Regions from separate parts of the Homo sapiens genome. Here region 2 is linked to region 1. The links are chromatin contacts, found by Hi-C or POLR2A ChIA-PET in ENCODE. All regions are on one chromosome and are shown on one strand. Each heading gives the region's core, a stretch centred on a gene start or an enhancer-like site at or near the end of the contact. The rest is flanking DNA. Distances are from core to core; before and after follow the strand shown.

What was found. Hi-C counts contacts between places; a loop is a spot of excess contacts on that map. ChIA-PET counts read pairs that join two places held with the same protein, here RNA polymerase II (POLR2A). Pooled maps may share reads with other maps.
Region 2: a loop to region 1 is called in a map with no recorded cell type, with 19 times the contacts of the local background. The contact joins the promoter of ZNG1B here to the enhancer-like site in region 1. A Hi-C loop is called at or near these places in 4 of 37 single-sample maps with no recorded cell type and 7 of 50 pooled maps. POLR2A ChIA-PET finds 5 or more read pairs at or near these places in 2 of 52 experiments (A549 and activated naive CD4-positive, alpha-beta T cell).

What each region holds. Positions count from the first base shown.
Region 1 is chr2:113,245,117-113,252,124 of GRCh38, forward strand. PAX8 (paired box 8) reads right to left here. Exons shown (of 12, transcript NM_003466.4): 3 at 1,638-1,803. PAX8-AS1 (PAX8 antisense RNA 1) reads left to right here. Exons shown (of 6, transcript NR_015377.2): 2 at 5,651-5,790. Among named protein-coding and RNA genes, the nearest start is that of PAX8-AS1, 12 kb to the left of the region's middle. Within about 2 kb of position 4,220, at least 2 of the 41 ENCODE cell types and tissues checked have a DNase peak (open chromatin) inside an H3K27ac peak, as active enhancers do.
Region 2 is chr2:113,435,210-113,441,548 of GRCh38, forward strand. It overlaps ZNG1B (Zn regulated GTPase metalloprotein activator 1B), which reads left to right and starts at 2,482. Exons shown (of 15, transcript NM_172003.3): 1 at 2,482-2,813; 2 at 6,142-6,228. The coding sequence starts at 2,660. RefSeq lists enhancers at 2,309-2,368, 2,389-2,438, 2,529-2,578.

The DNA of each region.
Region 1 (7,008 bases), core at 2,970-5,469:
GCTCACTTCAAACTCTGCCTCCCAGGTTCAGGTGATTCTCCTGCCTCAGCCTCCCGAGTAGCTGGGATTACAAGCGTCTGCCACCACACCCGGCTAATTTTTGCATTTTTAGTAGAGACAGGTTTCACTCAGTTGGCCTGGCTGGTCTTGAGCCCCTGACCTCAAGTGATCCGCCCACCTTGGCCTCCCAAAGTGCTGGGATTACAGGCATCAGCCACCATGCCCAGCCAATGACTGACTATTTTCTTTGGCCACCTAGAAAGCTAGCCGAGGTCACTGGACCCTCTGCTCTGTCTTGCTGGTTCACCTTTGCTCCCTGCCCTGTCCAAGCCTGAGGCATATCCCTCACCCCCCTGGTCACTGGTTTTCTATCAGGTTTTAGCAGGTTCAAGTTGAAGCTTCTCCTCATGGACTCTGGAATCCTGACCTTGCTTGGATCCCCAGCCAGGTCCAACTTGTTAAGCTGAGCCTCCTCTTCTGGGGCCTCCACCCTTCCCCTCCCTCTATCCTCCAACTAGTTGCTTTGGCAGATCAACCGCCTGTGTCAGCATATCCTCCTCTTCTTGTTGTAGAAACTCTCTGCTCTCATCTGCATGAAAAAGAATCTAGCTCTTTAAAACTCCATTCATCTGTTACTTCCATCCAGGACTCATCTCTTCTGGGACACCACAACCCATCACAGGAATCCCCTCTCCCTAGCCCAGCAAAGGATCATGCCTTTCCCTAACTACTTCAGGAGGGGAGCCAGGGCTTTTCACGGTTCAAAGAACAGTCCAGGTCCCTTTACCTTGTCCAACCAGGGCTCCTCCTAAATCCACCTAAGGGTCAGAGCAGGGGGACAGGCACACGTACACAGAGCTGACTGGAAGCTGTGGCACAGAGGCATTTTTAATGGAAGTGGCTTTGCAGACTGGAATCTGTGACTGCATCAGCTCAGAAGCAGGCCTTTGCTGCTCCTGGTCTCTTCTGAATCTTTGGGTCAGTGGTTCTCAACCCTGGCTGCAGAGAATTAGAGTCACTTGCTGGGGGCGGATGGGCTGGGGAGTTATATGCCAAAACTTGCGCCTATTTCCCTAAAGTTCGGATTTAATTGGTCTGCCCTGGGGCATAAACAGTATTGCTATTTAAAAATCAGGCTTCCCCTGGTGACTGTAATGTGCTACCAGGGCTATGAAGCACTGATCTGGGGTCTTGGGGAATTATGGTTTGAGAAGCACAAACTCAGATATCACTCTTTTAGGGGTTAGACCTTGGGAGCTCATCTGTGTGTCCCCTCCCTAGTGGCCTAATTTCCCTAGGTCTCGGTAGGAGGAGGACCTTGGGGGAAGATTCTCTTGCCTTAGCAGGAGAGAAGCCTATAGCTAATGAGACATGGAGCAAAAGAGAAGAAGGGAGAGGGAGAAACTAAAAGAAGGATAAATGGACAAAGAAAGAAGGAAGGGCAAGAAAACAGTAGAAAAATAGTGGCTGGGTAGAGGCCCAGAAGGACCACCATAACTGTTCAGGTCTCAGGACCAAAGCTGGACATTGGGAGCAAATCCCCGTTCCCTGGGAGGGGAATTCTCTAGCTGCCCTGAGATCAGCTGGAGAAGTCAAGCCCTGCGGGGAAGGCGGCCTGCGGTGAATTTCGTGCTTACCTGCCAAGGATCTTGCTGACGCAGCCATGGCTGACGCGGAGCTGGCGAGAGATGTCGCAGGGCCTTACACCCTGGTGGGCCAGGTCTACGATGCGCTGGCGGACCACTTCCGGCAGAGGTCTGCCATTCACAAAGGCCCCTCCCAGCTGGTTCAGCCCTCCATGGCCTAAGGAGACAATATTCCCAGGGACAGCTGTCAGGGTCAGGTAGGAGTTTGGGTGGGGATTAGCTATGAGTACAGGTGCTGGTGTGTGTGTGTGTGTTTGACTGTGACCATGAAATCCCACGGCCAGGCCCTGTGGGCCCCTCTGCACCCCTTCCCCAGTTCTCACTCCCAAGATGCTGGCACAAATGGTATGTGATGCTCATCCCCCACGATGGGATGGTGTCACAGGAGCACCTTGGGCTTGGGGACTCTTCAGGCAGACTCAGCCCTTCACTCCAAATCACAATCCCCTATTTTCTTCCCTCCCTCTGAAAAGTGTGTAAGGAATTGAGGATGTGGGGTCTTCCCATACCAATACTGAGCCGTTTGACCTTGGGGAAAACCCCTTCTCTTCTGAGAGTCTCTTTTCCTTTTGTAAAATGACGGCACAGGTGATTTTCACCTTTCTCCTTCTCCTCATGGAACCAGATTTTAAAACACTACCTCATTGAGAAAAAAAAATACAAAAGAATAAAAGCAGAAACTCTCTGGTAGAGCTTGGGCAGAGAAGGCCTGAGCTCTGTCTGTGGACTTCTGGCCTGAATGACCCCCAAGGTTCCTTCTTTCTCTAATAGGCCAGAGCAGCAGGGACCTGGTGCAGGGTCCTCACAGGCATAGATAGCACTGGGTTCCAGGACTGACACAGGGGCTACAGGCCACTGTGGGAATCTATCCACGTCATGGATGTGTGTACACGTTCCCTTAGCTGCTTTCCTGACTTGGCCTCTGCTCTCTGGCCCCAGCCTGTGTTTCATTCTGAGCCCATCTATCCAGTCAAATCCATTTGTATTGAGTGCTAACTATGTGCCACGCACTGCACAGGTCCCTGATGATGCCAAGGTGAATAAGGCAGACATGATCCCTATTCTTCCCTCATGGGGTTTATTACAGTGAGGTCCTAGACCAGCAAACAGCCAGTTAACATATTTTGTGACCACTTTTGGGACTGGTGACATGCAGAGAGTTATGGGAACCACTGGAGGGGAACTTGACTTGGCTCAAGGAAACACAGAAGGGTTCCTGAGGAGGTCTAAGCTGAGACTGAAGATAAACAGGTACTAGCCAAGTGAGGGAGAGAGGGGAGAAAACTGTTCCAGGCAGTGGGAACAGAATGTGCAAAGACTCAGAGGCAAGAGGATACTTGTCTGTTAGATTTTCCAACATATTCAACTCTATAGTACCTAGAGCCATACTGGGCTAATTTCAGGGCCGAGATTTCCATTTTTCTCATGAGGAGACTGGGGCTCAGAGAGTTTTAGTGCTCTGATTTATATGACTTGTCTAACTCAGCTTATATGAGGAGGAGCTGAGATCCATCCAGAATTTAAGGCTCAGATCAGGGCTGCTCCTTGAGGGGAGCCCTGTTCTGGGGCTAGAGCTATGCCTGGATGCTTGTCATTGGCTCTGCTGTTTTGTGCTGAACATGCCATGGTCTTTTTCACACCAAGGGCAGGATTTGGTGATATGACTGGGAAGGTAGAGCCCTGCAGTGTGGGAGTCAGGGAGCAGGCAGGTGAGAAGGAAGAGCCAACCCCAGCCTTCTGTGTGAACCAGTTAAAGACTGTTTATGGCCGAGGGTGGGAAGTGCCTTTGCTGGGCACACAGTGCCCATTATCACCCACTGACTTAGCACATTCAGAACTGCCTTGCAATGTCTCCTCAGGGGCCCAAGCTGTCTTCAGCAGAACACTCAATTTCCCTTTAATAAAGGGGGTGGGGGCCAGGTGCAGTGGCTGACATCTGTAATCCCAGCACTTTGGGAGGCTGAGGCGGGCGGATCACCTGAGGTCAGGAGTTCGAGACCAGCCTGACCAACATGGTGAAACCCCATCTCTACTAAAAGTACAAAAAAAAAAAACTAGCTGGGCATGGTGGCACATGCCTGTAATCCCAGCTACTCGGGAGGCTGAGGCAGGAGAATTGCTTGAACCTGGGAGGTGGAGGTTGTGATGATCCCAGATCGCATCATTGCACTCCAGCCTGGGCAACAAGAGCGAAATTCCGTCAAAAAAAAGAAAAAAAAGGGAGGTGGGGGTGCTCTAAGCCTCTGCCCTGGGCAGTAAGTCAGGAGGAAAAGCCCTCTGGCCAAACACCCAGCAAGAAGGATGCAATGACCCATCTTCCTGGTGGACACAACGGGTGAGCTTGGGCACAGCTTCCACCTATGCCTGTCCAGGCAAGTCTTCCTAGTGACTGCTTCTCCACTAGGGCTGGAAGAGTGCTTGGAGGGCCTTCAGGAGAGCCCAGATGGTGGGCAGAGGGGCCTTTGCCCAGTCCTAAGCCCATTCCTCTGGTCCTCACTGGCCAGAGTGCCATTTGTGAATTGCTGTAGCCATTTGCCCTCACTGCATCATTGTTGCCTTCCGGCTCTTTTGGGTCCAGGCACTGAACACAAGGGGGCGCCAGACAGCCACCCAAACACAGACAAGACCTTCAGCAGTCCAGCTTTGTCCTCATTTTCCAGAAGTTTCCGGGCCGTATCCACCCAAACCTAGGTGTTTAGGCTGGGACCTCTATATCTGAAAGCAAGGTTTCTTAGAGGTGGAGGTTCTTCACCTCTACAAATGTGAAGCAGGTTTAAAAAAAATGCCATTCTGGGGTGGCATGAATTGGGTATTGTGCCTTTTTTTTAAAAAAAGAAAACGACGCTGTAAGTTGTGTGGGACATTGCTCTTAATTATTATGAAGGACTGACTCGCATCCTTAGAAACCCAAACCCTCAGGAAGCCACCTGAGAGGTTATTTACCGTTATCAGCAAGCATTGTAGTGCTGGGAAAGATGCATTCACATTTCTGGCCCCTAAACGGTGAATTCTCTGGTGCTTATTTTATTTGACTGTCTTCTGAATGACTTTGTGTTACTGTGGAAAGAGTCTTGGGCCTGATCCCTTCTTTGACACTGCCTGTTTTAGTCTTATCATTTGAGAAAGTGGGTTTTTTTTTCAACCTTAGTGTTTTTATCTATCGAATGGAGCTTAACAAAACTTATGCCTGCTGCTGACTTAAACCCCTATAAGAAGATAGGGGGGCTGGGTGTGGTGGCTCACGCCTGTAATCCCAGCACTTTGGGAGGCCGAGGTGGGTGGATCACGAGGTCAGGAGATCCAGACCATCCTGGCTAACATGGTGAAACCCCGTCTCTACTAAAAATACCAAAAATTAGCCGGGCATGGTGGCAGACGCCTGTAGTCCCAGCTACTCAGGAGGCTGAGGCAGGAGAATGGCATGAACCCGCAAGGCAGAGCTTGCAGTGAGCCAAGATCACACCACTGCACTCCAGCCTGGGTGACAGAGCAAGACTCCATCTCAAAAAAAAAAAAAAAAAAGAAGATAGGGGGACCAGGATGGAGAAGTGTTTATTTAGATAAACAAATCTTGCTATAAATGTAACGTTTTTCTAATTTGTAATATTCCCATGGTTGAATGTTATGACCCAATCTTGGGAGTAGGACTAGGACTAGGGAGTGTTTTCTCAAACTTCAGTGTGCATCAGAATCACTTGGCAGTGAGGGTTATTAAAATACAGAGTACTGAGCACAATGCCCTAAGTTTCTGAATCAGTAGGTCTGGGATTGAACTAAGAATTTATGTTTCTAAGAAGTTTCCACATGGTGCTAATGCTGCTAGGCCAGGGTCACACTTTGAAAACCACTGGTTTAGGCCAGGTGATGGCTGGTAAATTAAGCGTAAGAGAATAACTCTTCATACTCCTCCAACATTCTTCTGACAATAATAATGATTGTTTGTATATTATGGTTTTCATTTCTTTTCAACTCAAGACATTGACCAAGTGCCTATCATGACTCAGGTACAAAGCACTGGGAATACAACCTTGAACAAGACAAGAATCCTGGCCTTCAAGGAACTTCGAACCTTTTGGGGGATATGATAAGACACATTAGGAATCACCATGTTAATGGTTATCTTTCTTGAAGGATATAAGTCCAGGTGCTTGGGGAGACCCGTAAGTGGTTAGAGGGAAGCTGCAAGGAAGAGTATCTAGGAGGTAACTAGGTGAAGAATTTTCTTCAGGGGGAAAGAAATCCATGCATAAAGTCTTGGTGCCTTCAAGAAATTGAAAGACATTTAGTGTGGCTGTAGGACAGGCAGGAAAGAGAATTTGGAAAGAGCCTGCTGGCTGCAGATGGAGATGGCCCCTATGGTTTGAAGTTTTAAGCTGAGTCTCTGCAATGGAAAGACCTTTGTCTTTCCTGTGTCCGGTGTGGGGGAGTGGACTCTTCTGGGTGAGTCACCACCAAATGCCCAGAGGTGGGTGCAGACTTCCTTCCTGCACTGGGGTTGGGGGGACGATTGGCGCCCACTGTGCTGACCACCTCTTCATGCAGCTGCAGGTGGGGTGGGCTTTGAGGCCGGAAGCCAAAAATGAGTAGGAGCCTCCTGGTTGGGCGGGAAGTGGGGTGAGGGGGGAAGGTGTGGCCCAGGAAGAGGTTTGAAGCCTCATAAGCAAAGACTCTTTGTATGTCTGGAGGATTGTGAGTGGGGAGGTGGGGTGGGTATGGGGGAGGAAGACAAGACCGCCTGGCCGGATGCAAGCAGGTTCCTGAGTGAAAGGTACTCAGACGGGAAATGCAAGCTTTCCTGGGGTCAGAGAGGACTTATCGTACAGTAAAGGGATTGGAGCTCAGCAAAGGTCTAGGTGAAGCTTGCTGTCCAGAAACATATCCTTTTGAAAAGTGACCATTCAGGGAGGTCTTAGGACTTTGTTGGTAATTTCTTCATCCTTTATAGAGCTCTGAGTAGTTGGGATGGCAGAAAGAAAACAGAGACACTTATTGACCAAAATTCTTGTTATATGCACCAATATCCAAACCCTTAAGATGTGGAAATCCTTTCTCCATGTTCCTATAGTCCTTTGCACAAATTCCTATCATAGCACTGACTGCATTGAACAGTAACTTTCTCTATTTGAGTTTCTTTATGAGTTACTCAAAGGCAGGGGCCCTGTCTTTGTCTACTGTAATTAGTGTTTTCTTATATACAAGTGATAGAAAAATGGTTTACATTGGTTATGGTTGTTGCATGGATTCCCATGATTCTGCATGGTGGGACCCCCAAATCCCATGCTTCAGTACTTTCCTCTTTATCCTTTTGCTTTATCTTTTGCGGCTCTGCCCAGTCCTAAAGTGGCAATGGCTCAATGTGGTG
Region 2 (6,339 bases), core at 1,232-3,731, 190 kb after region 1:
CATAATGTTTTCAAGATTGGTTCATGTTGTAGCAGGTATCAGTCCTTTTTCCTGTTTATTGCCAAATAATTTTCCATTGTACGGATAGATCATATTTTGTTTATCCATTTGTCACATTTTGGTTGTCTATCAGTTGATAGATATTTGTGGTGCATTTAATTTTTGGCCAATGTGTAAAACTTATTTTGCTCTCACTGAGGCTACATACTGTTACAACAATGCTATTTGGTCAACTTGACTGAGCTGGCCTCATAAGTTACAGGTTGCTCATTGTTAGAGATGAGACTTTAGACCAGACTGGACAACATAGTGAGACCCTGTCTCTACCAAAAAGAAAAAGAAAAATTAGCCAGATATAATGGCATATGACTGGAGTCCCAGCTACTTGGGAGGCTGAGATGGGAGGATCACCTGAGCCCAGGAGTTTAGGACTGCAGTGAGCTGTGATCGTGCCAATGCAATCCATGCTGGGCGACAGAGTGAGACCCTGTCTCAAAACACAGAAAGAGGGATTTTAGTATAACATTCAGCCAGTGCCATATTGGGAACCCACAAGAATGTACTTTAAAAAATATGTCAAAGAACGTGGTGAGGGCTGTAATAGCTGCTATTCAGGCAGTAATGCAGTGCTGAAGGGACATCAAGCAAATAGTGTGATGCCTGTGGGTGCAATGTTACTCCTTCCCTTAGGTTGCCAAAAAAATCAATACTTCATAGCATTCCTGAAACGAAAAAGCTTATGAACCATTGTGTTTAGGGCGTAAGCTATCTATTTTGGGCTACCCATCACAGCTTCTCTCCTTTGGTAGAATAAAGTGAACTGAACCACCATGCCTAAGGTATTTGCCTTATTTCTTCCTCAGCTGGTTCATGGTTACATTGTCAAAGCTGGCAAAGCATTCAAGACCTGATTTCTCAGACCGAGTGTATGTGTGAATATAATATACTCATTTGCACAAATATAAACCCTCTGTCTTAACTGTGTTCTGCAAAAGGCGTGATAAATACTTTCAAGTTATATGTCCTTATCAGTAGAACTAATGGAATACACACAGTATATTATATGGGGAATTTCAGAGAAGGAAGGAAAAGTCAACCTTTTATTTGGCATCAGGATAGTAGTAAAACATTCTACTTGTGCATCAGATAGATTTTTATGACCTAACCTGGACAAGTAACTTAACTCTTGGTGCCTCATGTTTGAAAGAGGGATAACACTCTACAGGGTCATTCTAAGAATTAAATATTGCCAAAACACATGAAAAGATTCTCAACCTTGTTAGTAATCAAGGAAATGCAAATGAAGATCACAATGAAGTCTTCTTTTGTACTCAATTGATTGGTGAAAAATGCATGCCTGATAATATTGACATAACAGACCAATGAGATCTCTTATAATTTGCTGGGAAAATGTATCAATTTGTACAAACATTTTGAAAAATAATTGTGCATTTTCTTGTGAAGTAAAACATTTGAATAATCTAGGACCCAGCAATTCAGCTCTTACACAGACACTCAAGAGGAAGTTGCACACACATATGTCAGGAAAAATGTTCATAGCAGCCCTGTTCATAAGAGCAAAACCTGGAACAATTGAGAGGAAATGAATAAATTGCCGTGTAGCCACACAATAGAATACAAGACAGCAGTGATGCTGAAAAATATAGCAAGCCTCAGGAGTTTATATATTATATGGATAATTTTATGAAGCTCAAAAACACCCAAAATTAAACAACATATTCTGTAAGTACATACGTGGGATATGTGATAAAACTAAAAGGGAATGATCAGCAATCCAGAACCAATTCATGACTGTTGTTACTATCTTATGGGGCAGGCTGTGGATTGGAAGCAGGGGCGGTGCACATAGGTACGTGTAACTTACTGGTAATGCTTTTAGGTTAGGAATGAGGTCAAAGGAGTTCACTATAAATTTATATTAGAAAGAAGGGCTATCTATGGATTAGTGATGAGAGTGTCATGCACCAGCAAATACGATTAATGAACTTAGGTTACCTGAGGTCCAAATAAATAATGAGAAAAAAGTAAATAAAAGTGATGCATGAATACTAAAAATTTGGAATTACATATATAATATGTAATAATAAAAAAAGAAAAAATTGTCACTGGTTATCCTTCAGGTATAAAAATTACAATTAAAATTGTAATGTTATAACCTTCCATTCTTTCCCCTATGAATTAAAACTTTTTCTTTTAACGAGACTAAAAAATCAAGTTGATAAAATCTATGCCCTGTGGGAACTGGTTAGGTCAGGCTACCCACTCCAGATTTCCAGCAGGCTGGCCTCAGCTCTACCTACAGCCAGTAGCTTATTAAGGCTCTAGGCGCCAGTGACACCTTCAGACAGGTGGTTAGTGCGCCCTAAGGACTCTCCGCAGCGTCGCTCAGGTTCACAGAACACGCCCAGGGGCGTGTCCAGCTGTCGTCGGGGAGAGCCCACCTCCCCGGGGGGTGTGGCTAAGGGACGAGGCGCTTCTCGTCCAGAGCCCAGGTAATCCGGGCGGGATCAGCGAGCGTCGCGATGTGATGACGTCAGGCCCCGGGCAGGCCGGGAGTGGCGTGCTGGGCGTGCGCGGCTGCGGTACGGCGTGTTGGTCCCAGCGGTTCAGCTGAGGTAGGGACGTGCTGTAGGCCGGAATGTTACCGGCTGTTGGATCTGCGGATGAGGAGGAGGATCCTGCGGAGGAGGATTGTCCTGAATTGGTTCCCATGGAGACGACGCAAAGCGAGGAGGAGGAAAAGTCTGGCCTCGGCGCCAAGATCCCAGTCACAATTATCACCGGGTATTTAGGTAACTAACCATCCCAGTCACAAAATGGCGTGACCTCTGGTGTCATGGGATTTTGCGGGCTGCCGGTGCCTCTTCTCCTGAGGCATTGGGGCCTCATGATCAAGAGCAAATGTCTTCGAGGTAGGGGCTGGGTCACTTGCTTCTCGTATGGGTTGCCTCTCATCTTGGGAGTTAATGATGCCCGGCCCCCTCTGCGTTAGATTCCCATTTCTCAAGTGAGATGGAAAGTTAGCCTTTGAAACAAGGCTTTGACGCTAAGACACGCCCCCCTGATTGTCTCTGTGACCTCCTACCAAGTTATCTTACCTTCCTGACGCTCATCTACCTCACCTGAAAATGGAGAAATACCTGTCACCTGTGAAACAGGGCCGGAACCACCTACCTGTTGCCATTAAAGGATGTCCCGTCTGTAAAATGCCCGACACGTGGGGCTTTCGTCAGTAGATTCCCCTTCCCCACGAGCCAAAGTCCTCCAGCCAGTTGGCAGGGAGCGCTCCTATCTTAAACACTTTTTTTTTGAGGTCTGTTTGTAAACCACTGCGTAGGAAGTAAGAATAAAATCTCTGTCCTCCAAGACTATTTCTCAAACTAAGAACGTTTAGAGTGTACAGGGATACTCGAAACCACAAGTTTGTGAACTTGGTAGTTTCGTGAAGGGCGGTTTATGCACTTACACTAGAAGTTTCTTACTGGAAAAGTTTGAGAAATATATTTTTAAACCTTACAGTTAAATAGAAGGGCTAGAACAAATATATGACTGTATTAGAAGTTTGGAAAAAGTTAAGAAATGTAAATAAAATGATACTGTTTCCGGGAAATAATATTCCTAGTTGTTGCTAGAGACAGGTACAGACTTGGGCCACTTCGTGACCTTTTATGTAAAAATAAGAAATAACTGCTTTTGTTTTTTAAAAAACTTTGTAGACTGTAAGTTTATTCCCGTTTTTTGCTCGGAAGTAATTTTATAAAGGAATTTATTTTTGGCGTTTCCCCACAGTTATTCAGAGGCTGCTCTGCTGAGAAGATGAACAAATTTCTTGTCCAAAACAATGTATTTCAAACGTGCCGCTCGGGCCTTTCCCGTATTGCTCACTGGTAGGTCAGTAGATCACTGGAGAAAATGATCTGAAGCTCAGGAGTGAGAATTAATACCAGCAACCTTGTTGCTGAATCTAGGGATAGTTTCACTCCTATCCCTGACCATTTTCCCTTTCTGAAACACTGTTCTTTTGGCTTCTATTACATTTTTCTTCTGATTTTTCCACCTGCTTCTCTGGCTTCTTTTTAAGGCTCCCTCCTCCTTCCCCCTTTGTCCATCTTTAGCTACACACCTGTGTAATTTCTATTTTGATGTCCTACAACTTAAAACTTAACATGTCTGAAACTTCGTCTGTTACCATCCCCCCAAATCCTGCTTCTGTGATCCCAACCATTTGTAATACTCTAAAAGCCTCCTGACTAATCTGGAGTCTTGCTGCCCTTTAATTTATTCGTTGCATGTTAGCCTTAATGATCTTTATAAATGTCAATCCGACTGCGTCACACCTTTCAGTGGCATCCCTATGGGTTAAAATCCAAATTCCTTAACATGAATTACAAGGACCTGTAGCATCTGGATCTTGCCAACCTTTCCAGCCTGCCAAATTGGCCCCGCACAATGAACTAATGTTACTTCAAAGGTGCCAAGTGTTTTAGCCCCTTGGAATAGGTACTTTTTTACTGTGACTCCTCTGGCTAGATGTCCCTCTTAGGTTCTCCATAGCATTTTGTGCATCTCCTATTGAATATGTCACCCTGTGACATAATTGCCTCCTTATTCACTGAATTCCCCTCCATTCCCCCCTTCCCTTAATTTTTTTTTTTTTTTTTTTTTTTTTTTTGAGACGGAGTCTCGCTCTGTCGCCCAGGCTGGAGTGCAGTGGCGGGATCTCGGCTCACTGCAAGCTCCGCCTGCCGGGTTCACGCCATTCTCCTGCCTCAGCCTCCCAAGTAGCTGGGACTACAGGCGCCCGCCACTACGCCCGGCTAATTTTTTGTATTTTTAGTAGAGACGGGGTTTCACCGTTTTAGCCGGGATGGTCTCGATCTCCTGACCTCGTGATCCGCCCGCCTCGGCCTCCCAAAGTGCTGGGATTACAGGCGTGAGCCACCGCGCCCGGCCCCCTTAATATTTCTAAGCTCTATGAAGGCAGAGACTATCTTGTTCACTTTTTCACCAAGGCTCAGCATAAATCTGTAACGTATTAGAAACCTTCGAATGAATGAGCTATGTCTTAAAGTGTTTTTTTTTTCATAATATGGTTAAAAAGCCCTAGTAAATCTTCTCTTAGAAGATTTCTTACATTCACCCTTTCCTTTCAGTTTTCACATCACTGCCCTGTGAAACACTCATGTTCAGGGCCTCTGTCTCAGGCTTGGACTGGTTTTAAGATTTTCCTCATTGCCCTAAGTCTCTCCCATTCTATACTTCATATTTTTGTGATGTTGAGCTTCCTAAAGTACTCTAAATATAAGCCTTCATCTCTTAAAAAGCTTTGAAAGGAATATGACCTAAAAGATATTAATACCCTAATACTCTGTAAAATCTTCCTAGTTATATACTAGAAAACTTAATGTATTTCAGAAGACATGTATAGCCTACATGTAAAAGTTTTTAGCAGCACTGTAATAGTAAAACACTGGAAACAAACCAAATGTCCAACAAAAAAAAAAGATAAAGAAATGATATAGTCATACAATTGAACTACAATACTATGCAGTTAGGATTTTCTTTTTTTCCTCTATGAATTTTAGTGTGTACGGTTCACAAGACTATTTTTTTTCTACTGGAGATTGACATATTGGGTTTTATATGCCACCTGCTGGATAAAGTTGGTATAGCTTTATGAATTTATCTTACTGAACATTCTGTCCATTGTTGACACTACCTGGCTCTATTCCCCATTTCATAAAAACTTTTATAGATTGTTTAAAGCATACTATAAGTAGCCATATAGTCAGCCTGAAGTTGCGTCTTGTTAATGTTGAAATAAAAGGTCATTATAAATAAAAGATTGTGTGTAAATTTTAGGGAAGGTTAGGCTAGGTTGAAGAAACTGTTTCAACTTGTAGGAGTGTTTGTAAATATTTATAAAATTTTATGTCTACATAAAGTATTTTGCAACAGGTTTCAAAGGATGCTTTAATCTTATCCTCTAGGATATTCTATACTAAAATAATATATGAAAAATAGCACGCAAATTCTCAAAAACGTTAGGATTCTTTATATGTTTTTTGTATCTTTAAAATTATTTTGAATTTTTTTATTTACAAAAAATATGTTTTATAGGTGCTGGGAAGACAACACTTCTGAACTATATTTTGACAGAGCAACATAGTAAAAGAGTAGCGGTCATTTTAAATGAATTTGGGGAAGGTAAGTAAAGTTCAATAAATGTCATGTTGCAAGATTTTGTGTGACTGTTTATTCCTCTGGTGAATTGCTATTCCATATTTAAAAATGAAAATGCAAGGTATTGTATTGATG